Linked DNA regions of Homo sapiens: region 2 is linked to region 1. Evidence: read pairs that join two places in POLR2A ChIA-PET (ENCODE). Cell type or tissue: A673. All regions are shown on one strand.

What was found. ChIA-PET counts read pairs that join two places held together with the same protein. Peaks named below come from ENCODE experiments on the same cell type or tissue, not always from the same donor. Only the 100,000 strongest peaks of a DNase experiment are listed, where the experiment ranks them.
Region 2: POLR2A ChIA-PET joins it to region 1 with 8 read pairs; 2 of 35 experiments call an interaction of 5 or more read pairs at or near these places.

What each region holds. Positions count from the first base shown.
Region 1 is chr10:104,438,578-104,446,577 of GRCh38, reverse strand. The region is part of intron 15 of CFAP58 (cilia and flagella associated protein 58); the gene reads right to left. Among named protein-coding and RNA genes, the nearest start is that of LINC02620, 38 kb to the left of the region's middle. RefSeq lists an enhancer at 475-1,674. In A673, no CTCF peak of the experiment used is centred here; a DNase peak (open chromatin) is centred at 4,787; H3K27ac peaks cover 1,150 bases.
Region 2 is chr10:104,845,895-104,853,894 of GRCh38, reverse strand. All of the region lies in intron 2 of SORCS3 (sortilin related VPS10 domain containing receptor 3), which reads right to left. Among named protein-coding and RNA genes, the nearest start is that of SORCS3-AS1, 180 kb to the right of the region's middle. In A673, no CTCF peak of the experiment used is centred here; no DNase peak of the experiment used is centred here; H3K27me3 peaks cover 4,591 bases.

The DNA.
Region 1 (8,000 bases):
ACCTACAGCTAAGTATTCTTAGTATTGTTATCAAATAATCTGCTTTTAGCAGAAAATATAAAAGTCATAAAAAATCAGGTGAAAGAAAAATCATTAACTAGTCATTGTTACCATTTGTTTCAGTTTTTCCTTTTCCCTGGCCAAATTATTGAAACTCCATTACAAAAACATAGCTCTATTTATAGAAGAGTGTATGCAACTTAAAAAGTATTTGGATGGAATAAGCTCTGGGAAAAACACATATGAAAAAAATACTCACCATTTAAGAAATAATTCCAGAAATGACAAGGAAATCCAAAAGCCCGTGCCAAAGAAGAGAACTTGAACAAATCAAATTACAAAGTGATGATCTTCCCTTGCTGTACAACACCTCCTGTCACACCTTACAATATAATCTTGAGAAAGATATCAGGAGGTGAGTTTATTTTCTAGAGACACTTAACACCTACTCTGTTGGGAAAATAACACTTCTGACAAGGCTTCAAGATTCAATTTGGAGAGGGTAATAAATATGTGGAGAAGTCCATGAAACAGTTTTGTCCATTTCTTTCAGCTCACCTTTCTCTATACCAGAGTACAGATAGACTTGCAAAGGAAAGAACCTCACAATGACAGAGAGAAAGCAATCTGGTTTGGAATATAATAATGTCTTAAACTGAAAAGACCATCTTACTCCAAGCATCTTGAAATGTTTCACAGGTGTAATTCTCTTCAATTACTCTTGGTAGGTTGAGAGGAGAAAGACACAGAGAAGAAAGTTTGAAAGAAACAAAATATTGTCACCTCACCACATAGGTGAGGATCTCAGCATCAGCAGGAATTAATGGTGCCTCCACAGTCCATTGGCAAGTCAAAAACCTAGTGATGATATACCCCAAGAATCACCTTTCCTGTGCAAAACTTCCCCTGGGGCTCAAAGACATGGTATCACCCTGAAAATATTTGGGCAAAATTGAGCTACAAAATTCCATCTACATGATATCATGGATAGAAGAATCAAGCCAGAAAGTGGAATCAGGTTCAAAGCCACATTAGAGAGTAATGATGGTAAGAGCATGACTCACCTCCTCCATCTCCCCATCTACACCATCTGAATAAGCCCTGCCATGTCCTCTAATAGAAAGTACAGTGTTCTGACACAGAGTGAATGATGTTGTCATTTATCCTGTCTTCTTCGTCACTTCCAATATTTTGTTTCTTTCCTTTTTGTTCTTTTGGTTTGTTTTTTGTTGTTGTTGTTGTTTTTTTTTTTTTTGAGACCGGGTCTCACTCTGTCACGCAGGCTGGAGTACAGTGGCACAATCATATCTCACTGCAGCCTCAACCTCCTGGACTCAAGCAATCTTCTCACCTCAGCCTCCCAAGTAGCTGGGACTATAGGCATGCACCACCATGCTTGGCTAATTTTTGTACTTTCTGTAGAGGCGGGGTCTCGCTATGTTGCCCAGGCTGGTCTCCAACTCCTGGGCTCATTTTATCCACTCACCTCAGCCTCCCAAAGTGCTGTGATTACAGGCCTGAGCCACCACATCCAGCCTAGTATTTCTTTCTAGGCTTTAACCTTAATTGAAATGGATTTATTATAAAGAATAGCTGAGCAACTGAACTGTGAGGGCCCACAAGTATGGAGAAAAGTGAAGAAACTGAATTACCACTAAAGCTGTCTGGGTAGTCAAAGTCAAAAAGTTCTGAGAATTAAATAACCCAGGGCAAGTGAGCCCTGTGTGTTCATGGTGGGTAGAAGAAATAACAAATGAAACTTCAGGGACTAAGATAGTGGAATACATGAAGAGCAGAGGCAAATGGAATGGGGGCAGTTGTTGGAATGTGTATTGCCCGGCTTCACTGTGCGTGAATTTTGGTCAATGCTTACAGTGGAAAACCTGTCTGATAAAGCAAAGTCTGGTCAGCATTAACATTCTAGCCTTGTGTATCATACAGACTCATATTTTTGGAGAATGTGCTAGTAATTTAGATAAATATGAAATGTTTGATGGATTGAAGGTCTTCAGTACATTGTCTTCCAATTTATTTCTCTCGTAATCCTCTACAAGGGCCAACCAAGCTCTTCAAACATTGTGCAATGGTGTGTATAATAACCCCATTTAGAGACAAAGCGTGCAATTCTATTATAAAGAGAATCTATCTTATGCAACAGAGACTCATTAGCTGTCCAATGTATATTGTCTCCATAAGCCAGCAGTGGCAGAACCAGCTGCCTTATAATACATATCCTGTCCTTCTTTACTAAGCCACATCCATTTCTCTTTAGTCAATTAATTTGTCACTTGGTTAGAAGCACCATATGTCAATGAAACATCATAAGAATATCATAAAGAGGATATTATTTCCCCACCAACAAAAGATTGCATCTTCAGTTTGGCATTTCTTTTATTCCGAGTTTTCTGGTGATGCACAGCAATATCGCTTTGTAGCATGCCTCACTATTTTATGAACAGCTGTACTGGAATCAAGCTCAACTACTAATACCAAAATACTAGCTTTCTCTTTGGCTAAGCATGTCTTGAGAGCACTAACCATACTATGTCCATCCTTGAAATGATAGCCTCTTCCTAGACATCCTGTTCTCTCCGTTGGACAGGCCATCAGATGTGATTATGAATTCTTTTGCTGTGAAGAATCTGCCAAGTTATGCTGGGTAATCACACATCTCATTGTCAATATCAGCTAAGTATGGTAGTAAGAAATTAATTACAGTATTAGCTTCCAGTAATGCTGTTATTACATGGTGGCAGTCTGTAACCTCACAATGGAAATTCCAGACATATTCTGAACAGCCTATGCAAATAAGAGTCAGTGCTACTCCAGGTACAATTCAGAGGGAGAAATTGAGTTTCTCACAGAACTCCTTTCCCCACCAAGCTACAGTTTTATAATCACTGTCTGTTTATATCTTCAGCTGAAAACAGAAGGTAGTTCACATTCAACATGCACCTCAGCACCCCTTCTTCCTCAGCTCGCATACACGAAGCAATAACTGACTGAGAGGAACTAATTTATTCCATTTTCATCTGAATCTGTATTTGGCAAATGCCAGTGCATTGATTCTGCTCACCCTGGAGTCATCAATTTGCTTGGGTGAGAGTTGGGAAGAATCACCTCACTCTGTGAACAAGCTGACTCAAGCGAAACAGGCAGCTTTCCTCCAGACCAAAGACACATGCTTATCTACACCTACCAGGGCAAAAGCTACCCACTCAGATGCTTGAGTGCCAAGAACTCCAAGGAAAGAGATTCCATCTTGCCTTCACTCCAGCCTTACCCAATGGGTTCAAGATAATGTTGATTTTTTTTATTCAATAACCACTGCTTCTGAGAGAAGCTACTTCACAGAATACACAGAAAATCTCTTTCTCAAAATGTCAACAGATATCATGTTACTACCAACAATATTTTATCTTTATAAACCCATTATTTCTCTCCAACTGAATTTTGAGCCTTTAAGGCCAGAACCATGGTGAATCTCTCTCTATATAACTCGCACCTGCTGTTGTGCTCTCCTCATTCTATTGAGGAAGCTTAATAATTTCATTGACTGCAATTACACGGTCAGGTCAGCAAACTATGCCCATCGTATTTTACCAACATACATCAATACAGGTACAGATATATTTGTGTTGAGAACTTTTACTTGAATTAAACCATTCAATAACATCTTCCAGTTAGCAGAGCTTGCATAATTCACTTTATTGAGCTGGTCCTATGAGTTCCATCACTTCGAGCAATATTTTTTTATTATGTATGTTGTGTATAACTCAGAAAATCACTTGAGGTACAACTTTGCCTTGATCTCTTCAATATTTGTAGAGGTTTTCTGATAGTTCAAGTAGTTTCAAACATTTTTTTAATTCATAAGACTTGCAAATGTATTCAAATTAATTGGCTCTGAAAAGACTACTTGTATGTGCATGTACATACTGATACACATAAATATAAAAATGTAAGCATAACTTTTTTTTTTTTTTTTTTGAAATGGAGTCTCACTCTCTCACCTAGCCTGGAGTGCAATGGCACCATCTCGGCTCACTGCAACCTCCACCTCGCGGGTTCAAGAGATTATCCTGCCTCAGCCTCCTGAGTAGCTGGGATTACAGAGGCATGCCACCACGCCCAGCTAATTTTTGTATTTTCAGTAGAGATGGGGTTTCACCATGTTGGTCAGGCTGGTCTCGAACTCCTGACCTCGTGATCTGCCCTCCTTAGCCTCCCAAAGTGCTGGGATTACAGGCATGAGCCACTGCACCCAGCCGTAAGCATAATTCTTAAACTACATTCCTCAACTAAATAATGTGTTGACTTTTTAAACAGCCTCCTTAAACACAGAAATCCTAATTGCACACATAACTCTTTTCCAGAATTGAAAAAAAAAGGCAATACATTTTTGCCTCTGTGCTTGGTTTCAGTCCTTTTTCCATCCCCCCACTACCATCCATAATTCTTAACAAAAGACAAAAGTTACATTTAAAATTCTAAGCAAAATTACTTCCCTCTGTATATAAAAGCAACTCTAGAACACGGCCTAATTTATCTGGAAATGCCTGTTTTCATTAACAGAAAAATAAATTAGAAACTCTGTAAACATATTACATTTCTATCTAGCTTCAGAAAAGAAAAAATAATGCCTAATACCCTGGGGCTTTCTTGTTTATTGGTTTTATAACGAAGATGTCAGCTAAACTGAACTCTGGGCCTATCTTGTTTATGATGTCATGAAGTAGTAAAGCCCCCTAGAGAGGACAGGAAATGCTGGCATTTGGTGATGAAACAGAATTACACAGCCGAGTTCCTTACGAGCAGGGAACTAGTCGGTTACACAGTGGTTCTTGGCTTTAGATGTAGATGAGTAAGTGTTTTATGAGGCATATGAGAAATTTGCATGCACTAACCTTCACCATTTTTGTAACAATAGGAAAAATGCTTCTGGTGCTTTCTGATGTAAGCAACACAAGCTTTCTTGAGAGATGTTTTTGCAAGGGACTTTATTTCCAAAATGCAAATATATGTATGTAAAATCTGGTACAAAGTATGTAATTCTCTAGGCTAGCCTGAACATTGTTACCAAGGCTGTTTGCTTGCTTTCCTAGCAATTTAATCCATGTGAAGAATTTGCACATATTAAAAATCATGATAGTGTTGACTTTTCTTAAAGCCAGTAATGAAACACGTCCAGAGAAATTCAAGTCAACTAAGTATTTATTTAGCAATAACTCTATGTGTGTGACTGTTCTAGGTTCACACAAAGATCAGTAAGGTCGGCTGGGTACGGTGGCTCACGCCTGTAATCCCAGCACTTTGGGAGGCCGATGCAGGCAAATCACTCGAGATCAGGAGTTTGAGACCAGCCTGGCCAACATGGCAAAATCTCATCTCTACAAAAAATACAAAAATTAGCTGGGCATGGTGGCAGGCGCCTGTAATCCCAGCTACTTGGGAGGCTGAGGCAGGAGAATCACTTGAACCTGGGAGGCAGAGGCTGCAGTGAGCCAAGATTGCTCCACTGCACTCCAGCCTGGGTGACAGAATGAGACTCTGTCCACTCCCCACCAAAAAATAATCAGTAAGGTCTAGAGTTTAGTATCCAGTTATGGAAAAACAAATAACTAAGTCATTATAAAACAAAACAGTCATGCCAGGTTCCCAAAGAGGTGCTAGGAGTACTATGCATGTGTAGGTAAGTTCAAAAGTGGAGATGATATCAATTTGGTGGGCCACGGAAAGGGAAATATTTCAGATGCATCTTGGTGGGAGAAGAAGTAGCAGTAATATTTGTATTTGTGGATCTGAAAAGGTCTTCACTATCAAAGGACAAATTGAATAGATAAAGCCACTTGAAGTTAATCCATTTTAAATAGTATCCATTGTCTCTATGACGATTAAATTTCTTAAATTTATCTGAATACCGTGGAGAAATTTGTTTGAGGGAATTTGATAGTTATTGATGTACCTCTGTTAAGCGCATAACAGACATAACTCCTCATTCCCTAGAAACATTTTCTGATTACATTTTGCCTCCTTTCCTTTGGTTTTGCTGGTTATAAATGTTTGGACTGGAGAGGGCTCAATCCTTGAAGCTAGATCATTGGATTCAAATCATAACTTGGCAAGGATAGGGAGGATGAATTACAAGGATTCAAGGATGGGTATCAGATTACCGGGAACACAGGAATGGATTCCTGACCCAACCAAATCACATTCATGTGGTTTTTTTAAAATTCAACTTAATTGGCTATTCCAAAGAATTTTTTTTTCCTATTCTTGGTGAATAGAGCCCTTCAGATGCAAAAAATAGAATTGTGTTTGGTATTTTTTGATAAAAGGAGCTAAACAAGGACCTATAGATGCATGCTAGAGCAGTCATCTCTGGAGACGTTAGCATGCGTAGACGGTAAATGTTTAAAGGGGAAGAAGAGGAGTTGTTTAAAATAGTAAATCAGTGGCCGGGCGCGGTGGCTCACGCCTGTAATCCCAGCACTTTGGGAGGCCCAGGCGGGTGGATCACGAGGTCAGGAGATCGAGGCCATCCTGGCTAACACGGTGAAACCCCGTCTCTACTAAAAAAGATACAAAAAATTAGCCGGGCCTGGTGGCGGGCGCCTGTAGTCCCAGCTACTCAGGAGGCTGAAGCAGGAGAATGGCGTGAACCCGGAAGGCGGAGCTTGCAGTGAGCCGAGATCGCGCCACTGCACTCCAGCCTGGGCCACAGAGCGAGACTCCGTCTCAAAAAAAAAATAGTAAATCAGTAAGTCACTTCCAAATTTAAAGAAAATTGGAGTTGAAGAATAAGTAGGTTTCCAATTAGCTTTTGCTATTTTTCTTTGAAAATATGTTGTTGTTGTTGTTGTTGTTGTTGTTAAGACAGAGTCTCACTCTGTTATCCAGGCTGGATTGCAGTCGCACAATCACAACTCATTGCAGCCCTGACCTCCTGGGCTCAAGCAATCCTCCTACTTCAGCCTCCCAAAATGAAATGAAATAAAATGCTGTCCAATTTTCAAAATAAACAATAAAATAAAAGTTTCAGTGAGATTTTTTCCTTGAAAAACTGATCTAATACTCATAAGTTTTTTGTCTTATAATTAACAAATTTTACATTTTAATTGTAATAATGTGCTACTTATTAGAACAAATAACCAGTAAACCCCAATTAAAATGACTGGGGTTTTTTGACATAACTGACAACATTATATTATAGTATAATTTGATTTCATATATCTGACTACTATAGTGCACATTTTCTTAAATTTTTATTATGTAAAAATCATACAAAAGAAAATACATAGCATATATAGCTATAAAGCATGATAATAAATGCTCAGGGTAAACCCATCACCCAACTTATGAAATAGAATATTCTCATTACCAGGAAGCTACTGCGTACTCCCTTCCCCAACCCACCCCTGTGCTTACAACCATCATCCAAGGTAAGCACCATTCTGAAACCCATTATCATAATTGCCTTGATTTTTCCATATAGTTTTATCACATATCTGTTACTTAGTTTTGCTTTGAGCTTTATGAAAATATATCTGAGTGTATCTAGTTTTCTTTGGCTTGCTTGTTTTCCTCAATAATATGGTTCTAAGATTTATTGAACCATAAATCTTATGGTTATTGTGTGTTTCTGTTCATGTAGTTGATTTGATATTCCACTGGGTAAGAATTCCCAATCTCTGCATTCACCTGTCAGTGGGTATTTGGGTTATTTCCCAGGTTTTGTTTTTATGAACATTCTTGTGCATGTTCCCAAGTTCACAAGTCCAAGTCTTTCTAGGATATAGACCTATGAGTGGAAGTGCTGCATCTTAAAGCTATATGAACATTCAACTTTTTAAGGTAATAGAAAATTATTTTCCAAAGTGCTTTATAAAAATTCCCATTGATGGGCCGGGCGCGGTGGCTCACGCCTGTAATCCCAGCACTTTGGGAGGCCGAGGTGGGTGGATCATGAGGTCAGGGGATCGAGACCATCCTGGCTAACA
Region 2 (8,000 bases), 410 kb before region 1:
TGGAACATTCTCTGACACATAATAACTGATGGCCTCTTAAATAAATATTATAATTGGAGGGATGTTCTTTAAAATTGTACATATTTATCTGTACACTAGAATCCATCAGGAAGCATGTGGTATCTGTGATGTCTGGTATTCCCAGAACCATGTGCCGCCCTGCTGCTGATCATCCCAGTCTCTCTATGCATAGATACGAACAACAGGGCCAGCTGGGCCAGGAAACTCTTACCTACTAAATACAGTTAAAGTTTCGACTCCTTGACCCAAGTGGTCTCTTCCATTTTCTCTTCCAGGAATTTAAACCTCAAAGGAGGCAGCTGTCATCTCATAGCAGCTCACTGGAGTGTAAATCCATGACATCCAGCTGCTATGGTTGCTGGAGATTCCTAGAATTTTGTCACTACTGGGGTTTTTTTGCTCATCTCTTCTTCCAAATGTTGGGCAATTCCAGTATCCTTCCAACAAATCCTATATCTTGCTTAAGTTAGCAATGGTTTCTGTTACTTGCAACCAAAAACCTTTATGAATAGAAAGCCTTCAAAAGGCACCTGGAATCTGTTCCCCAGCTTTTGTTCTGTTTTGTTTTGCTTTTTGAGACGCAGTCTCATTCTGTCATCCAGGCTGGAGTGCAGTGGTGCAATCTTGGCTCACTGCAACCTCCACCTCCTAGGTTCAAGCAACTCTCCTGCGTCAGCTTCCTGAGTAGCTGGGACTACAGGTGCCCGCCACCATGGCTGCCTAACTTTTTGTATTTTTAGTAGAGATGAGGTTTCACCATGTTGGTCAGGCTGGTCTGGAACTCCTGACTTTGTGATCCGCCCGCCTTGGCCTCCCAAAGTGCTGGGATTACAGGCATGAGCCACCGCGCCCGGCCTATTCCCCAGTTTTTGTGTCCTCTGATCCCCACCAGAACCTAGATTCCTGACGGCCAACTGACCCTCATAAGGCTTATCTCAAGCACAGCTCCAGGGGAGCAGCACCTCATGACCACTCTCTTGTGGAACCACTCTCTAAGATCAGTGTTAATTGCCCAATTAAACAGCCCTGATGCTGACAGAATGTAAGCTCATTAGTAAGTGCCAGAGCACATTCCAATTATTAACCTTTATGGTCGTCATTATAAAGAGGAGGGAGCAACTATGGATTTCTGCATGAATGATTACGCTCATCACTCTGAGCCAGAAGGAAGAAAGATGGGTAGAGGGAAAGGTGGTATGCTGTGGGAGAGTTATCCAAAACAACTTTAGAAGCAAATGACATTTTAGAAGCAAAGATGGCCATAAAGTGCCTTGGATCAGTGGCACATCAGAATCAAGAGGGGAGTTCTTTAAAACTATAAGTTCATAGATCCTGACCCCAGAAGTTGATTCAGTGGGATTAGAATAAGGCCCAGGAAACTGACTTTTCTTAAATTTCCCAGGTGATTCTCATAATCCACGTGAATTGAAAATCACTTAGGCAAATATCCAAGGAAACTACTAGTCCCAAAATAGTCCCTCGGCCATAGATCTCACATGAAACATGAATGGTTGCCAAATCTGTAAGGCCAGGAAAGCATGCTTACCAACATGACAGCAAGAAAAAGGGGCTGCTGAGAACTGGAAGATCCAGATTGGGGTCCCAGATCTGAAATCACTGACCACAAACCCACTAGGGACCACAGATCTGTCTGCAAAATGGAATGTTCAATTACACAGGCCTTACATTCCTCCCAGAAATATTAGAACTGTCCCGTATTCATGTGGACAATGACTAAAAATAGTATACAAGTTTAAGAGAATAATAGCAGTGAAGGGGGGAATCTTTTACAAGATAAACCTTATGTATTGGAAGACAGCTCAGCTTTAGCTTTAACTTGGGCACAAAACATTTGGAAGCAACATTAAGATATAAAAAACTTCCTAAGTTCAGTGATTCTTATAAAGAAATCTCACAGACGTGTAACAGGGAGGAGACGTCTTTTACCAGTTTACATATTTTCACCCAAATAATGTCTAGGGCAGTGGTCTTACAAGGGAATTTGCCAGAAACCTCCTAATGACATTTATAGACTATGTCCAATAAAGTAATTGGCCACCAAACGATGAGAAAGTAACTATGAAAGTTTGACTACCTAATCTTTATAGTCATTATATATATAAGCAGGAATGGGGTATATCAAATCACTCTCCTATAAACTTGAAAATAGATAGGCTCTGTGTGAGTTGAATTTTTTTCTTTTTCTTTTGGCTTCAAACCACATTCCAAGGGCCCACCTATCACAGTTTTACACACATGGACATCTGGCAGGGAAATAAATTAAGGCCTACCTTAGAGAGCAAGGAAATGCATCCACCTATAAATGTTATTTTAGAAGAGACTGTCTGATCCTATTCACTTATCAACTGCATTAGAAGGCTAATGAATTGACTGCTGAGAAAATGAGAGAGAGCTCAGGCTGTGGACAGGGATGGGCAGAATTTCACACCTTTTATCCAAATGGCAGGGTTATTTAAGATTGTGATAAAATGGTGTTGCATTTGGAGGAAAGGGAATACAACATAAAATAACAATCCACAGACACAATCCATAGAAAAGTGTTACATTCTCTCAGCCACTGGCCAAAAATCAAGATTTATGCACGCTGCAGTCCTGCCTAGTGGAAGAAAAAAGAGGCATAAAAAGAAGCCCTCTTTCCCATAATAAATAGGAAAATATTAAATCTGTAATCCAGATCTACTTCTCCAGTGTTCTCATTTCTCAATTCTCTAGCAAAGTAAGATGTCTGAGGGCCCAATATTTAGAGCAAACTCATTTCTCATTCTATTTTTTTTTCTCAGAACAAAGACTTTCATAGATTGCATGATGCTCCCTATGTTTAATGAATTCAAACTAAGTAGTTTAGACAGGTGTTCTGGCTAATGTCTGCCAACTGGATAATATCCATCAGTGAACAGCAAGTTAGCAGAGTAAGTTATTTTATTGACACTTGGATTGCAACTTCACCAGCAGATTTTATGAAAGAAGGTGGTTGTGCTCAGAAGCAGTGCTGTTAGCTCAGGAAAGGTATCTTTTGGGTATCATAAATCCTGTGTGTGCTTCCTGTTTGACTTCCCAGTATGGCAGAGACTGTGGACTCAGAGTTGAAAGAGTTTCAAAAGATCATTTCGTCTAATACCTTTATTTGTGAAGAAACAGAAGGACGGCATGAGTAATCTGATTAATTAGTAACAGAGGTGGGCCTAGAACCCAAGCTTCCTCGGGTGAGTTCAGTGGTTCCCAATCCTACCTAGGATCAGAATCAACCAAGGAGCTTTTATTTTCTTTTTGAGACAGGGTCTCACTTTGTCACCCAGGTTGGAGTGCAGTAGCTGATCTCAGCTCACTGTAGCCTCGACCTCCTGAGGTTCAAGAGATCCTCCCGCCTCAGTCCCCCAGTAGCTGGGCCTACAGGCACATGCCGCCATGCCTGGCTAATTTTTTAACATTTTTTGTAGAAACGGGATTTTACCATGTTTCCCTGGCTGGTCTCGAACTCATGAGCTCAAGCCATCTGCTTGCCTCAGCCTCCCAAAATGCTAGGATTATAGGTGCGAGTCACCGCACCTGGCTGAAGCTTTTGAAATAATAAATTCCTGAGTAATGACCAGCCTTACTAAATTGAAATCTCTTGGGTAGGGCCCATAAATTTAGATGTTTAACACATTCCACAAGTAATTCTGAGGATGCAACAAGTTTGAGAAACATGCATGGCCCCACCCTGCCTTCCATGTTAATTATTTGGGAGATAGCAAAGCTCTTCAATGGGCTTAGGCCCTCCAAAAGTTATATGAAAAGGAAACCAATAAAGACCGAGTTAACACTGTGTTGAAGAAATTGAAAATCAGATTGTACTTTGTTTGCATCCTGTGCCCCAAATCAGCAGCAGCAGCAGCATCTGGTGTATGAAAACCAAGAAATACGTTAACTTTCACCTTTTGCCAAACACAGATGAGAACATAAAGGGGAAGACAGGAATATTCTCTCTCAAGTAGAAATGCACAATTTCCAGGCATGATGTGCCTAGGAGTCTAGATTTGTTCTGTACCCCATCCTCCTAAAGGTATTAGCACAGTTGTCATCTGGAGCCTGGCTGAGGCTGCTGAGCTAACAGGGTATGAACAAACCAGAATTATTATATTAAATACTGATTACATTGACAACTTTTGCATTCCATGCATTATTTCACTGAATTTCCACAAAACCTATATGAGATAGACTTTATTATCATTCTATTTTTATGGAAAAGTAAACTGAGGCTCAAAGAGATGAAAACATTGCTCAAGGTGTTATAGCTAGTAAGCAATAGAGCTCGGGTTCACATCCAGGCTGTTTGAATCCAAGACCTACCCCCTTTAAACACTATATATGCCACCCACTGTCACCAGGTGTTTCTAGGAACCATGGGAACTACCAATACCTGAAATAGTCTTTCCTTTTTTTTTTTTTTTTTTTTTTTTTTGAGATGGAGTCTCGCTCTGTTGCCTAGGCTGGAGTGCAGTGGCATCAACTCAGCTCACTACAACCTCCGCTTCCCGCGTTCAAGTGATTCTCCTGCCTCAGCCTCCCGAGTAGCTGGGATTACAGGCACCCACCACCACGCCTAGCTAATTTTTGTATTTTTTAGTAGAGACACGGTTTCACCATGTTGGCCAGGCTGGTCGTGAACCCCTGACCTCAGGTAATCCACCCGCCTGAGCCTCCCAAAGTGCTGGGATTTCAGGCATGAGCCACCAGGCCTGGCTGTTTTTCTTTTTAAGAAGCTCACACATCCCAATGGAAAAATAGGATATAATATATTAAATAGCAAAACAAAATATATTTGCCATATTGCTCTCTTCTCCGATTCATTCCTAGAATTGTTTTGTATTTTTTATGGAATGAAGTGGGGTGGTAATAATAAACATACAAGTATTTCTAGAGCACAGCCAGTCATTGCAAAATGCACTGTATTCTGTGGATATGTATATATTCTTGCATATGCCTGCTGTTGTTTCCCATGTACATTCATCTTATCTTCCAACCAAATGAAACATTCCTTGAGGATAGCAAGCATAACATACTTTGTATCTCCCAGCAATGAGCGCAGGGCTGCTTACATAATGGGTGCTCGATTAATATAGGTTCAGTTGAAAGTTCTGTGACCCATTCAGGAGTTTCCACCAGATTGATTACCACAGCAAACAAATAGGAGACCGTCCCAGTTTTAGACGGAGGATTTCACAGCTTATATCAGCCCAGCCTTCGGGACCTCACATATAAAGAGCCTAGCGAATGGGGTGGAAGGCTTTTAATTAACAGCCTAGCAAAAAATGTCATTCCAATCTGCAGTTTTGTTTCCACTAATTCACTCAGATTCAGCAGGAATTCCACCAAGGAATTGGGGTGAGCAGCTGTAGAGGGAGGGAAGTGCATAAATAAATCATGAGTGTCATTAAAATTTGTAAACTAATAACTTCTGGGAAGTCTTAGCAATTATTATCAGGGTTTTCTTGGCAAACAAAAAATTCATAAATTCAAAAGGTCTCCATTTTCTATTTTAAAAAAGCAGCATCCCCGAGAAAGGTCACTGACAGAACAATTAAGGAGGAAATAAGTGGTCCAGACAACAGCTTGTGAACCAGATGAAAAGTCACAGAATCCCCAAGTGGCAGGAGTATGAGACAACTCAATACATGGAAAGGGACACGGCAAGGCGGGGCTGGTGCTGGGATTGGTTTGGGGCTATTGAAAACTTTCGTCAGGTCTCCAAATCCTTATTTAGTATAGTTGAAATGCTAAGCATTGTCAATGATCCAGAAACAACTAAGGCACACGGTCCCTGCCCTTGAGAAGTTCACAGGCTAGGAACGAATCACCAGTATGGTGTAAGGATATAAAGCTACCCATAAGCAGAAGAGGAGCCTCCCACCCAGAAAGGAGGGTCATGAAAGGTCTCCAGCAGGAAGTGCCTGGGAATCCGTACTCTCCATATATATCATAATCAATTATGGTGCATCCTGAAGCCAGGCATACAGGAAGAATGGCTGTGCAGTCTGGTTGCTTTTCTAATAGTAGAATGGCTCCCATACTACTAGGGTGGGTGCAATAAAGCAAGGCTAAGGGTGGGTGCAATAAAGCAAGAGAGGAGAGAGGTGAAGAACCAAGGTCTACCAATTGAAGGGATCATTCTTTGCAAATGATTCCTGTTTCCTCTCATGCCTAGACAACTGCAAATTCATTTAGCTCTGTGAAGACCCTAGACCAGCAGCCAGAGGAGAGCTCCTGCAGAGACCTCACACCTGTGGACACCTTGCACCTGTGGGGACTGCATACCTGTGGTGACCTCACACCTGAAGTTCCTTTACCATGTATATTTTGTTCTGAAGCTGATCAGTCAGGGACCCTTGATGAACAGTCATGCTTAGGATGGACAGGCAGAAGCTGGAGAATTGCTTGCTAACTCATTTCCCTCCAGAAGGGGGTAACTTAAACTTCTTTAAAGTTTTTGTTTATCAGTCCAAGGGCTCATGTCCAAGACATACAGAAATGAGTCCAAGAAACGATCTGCCAATCAGAAACATAAATCCTCACCAGGACATATGTTCAAAAGTAAAGATTTAATAACCTCGAGCAGTGGATTAATTGGCACTATCAGAGTTTCCACTTCCAGAGAAAAGTGACATCCTTCCTCCCTAATTGAGGACCATGAATGCCACCAACTGAGGCAGAGACACACGCGCATCCACGAGTGCAGAGGGCATAAATATGGCACCAAAGCATGCACCATATGCAGTTCTCATGGAAATGAGAAAGATGTGGTCCTCCCTTTGAGTCCATAGCACCACCCTACCACATGACAATGGCCTACATTTGTTAGGAATGGAAGAGACATAAATAGGAGGGTTATGTCTGTCTAGCTGCAGACTTTCCATTTTTGAAGATGGATATATGACACTGTGGAAGGAGGCTCAGATGAAGAGCCAGGGAGTGCTCCTAATCTCAGCCTTATGACCCAGGTAACTCAGGGAAAGCCCTGGTTCCTTTAAACAAGTCAGTCCCCAACCTCATGAACTCTCTACACATGATATCTTATAGGTAAAGTGTTTTTTGACTAAGGGATACCAACAGATGGTTGTGCTAAACGACAAATTTACATAACTACTCTGGTGGTGGTGAAGAAATAACCTTGGCCACCACCAGTAGAAGAGCACCAAGGTATTCTGGAAAGAATGTCACAAGGGCACAAGATACTGCTACACAAATTAATGCTTTTAAACAATCTTTTGTCTATTTAGAAGTAGATGGCCTCTGAATTATTAATCCAGTAAGGCAGATAATTATATCACATTGCAACCTGACAGGGGGTGTCATCTTGTCATGACAGCTGCTGTTCCAGGCTTCTTGATGGTACAGAACACTGAAGAAGATCACTGAATTCAATTTCAACTTGGTTAAGCATGTTAGGCCGAATCATGAAGCTGAAAGGGTGCATGTTTAATTTAGTTTCTTTGGTCTGCACACTGTATTAGGAAGGGAAATCATACGGCTCTAGGCTCTAACTATAAAATACATCATTATCAGTACAGGAAAAGAGAACGGGAGATACAGATCTTTAGAAGATACGTGAGAAAGACAGTAAAAAGTTAGAAGACTCCCGATGAGGTCCCAGCAAACCGGGAAACCCCCAGAAAGTTTAGGAGCAGTCCCTTTCCTCAGTCACACTCTATCCAGTGGCTCCTAAGCTGGGGCTTTATCAGGTCCATGAACCTCCTGAAACCTAACACAAAAATATACTCATATATGATATTGGTCAACACGGAAAACCCATAATATTCACCAGCTTTCCAAATCCCCATAAGGTCACACCATATGGAATCTGTGATCTGTAAATTCGCTCTGAGTAACTCCCTTTGCTTGGGCCCCTTCTGTGAACCTGGTCAATCTCCACACCCTCCGGACCTGGTCCAGCACTCAGCTGCTCCCTGTGCCTCCCGTCT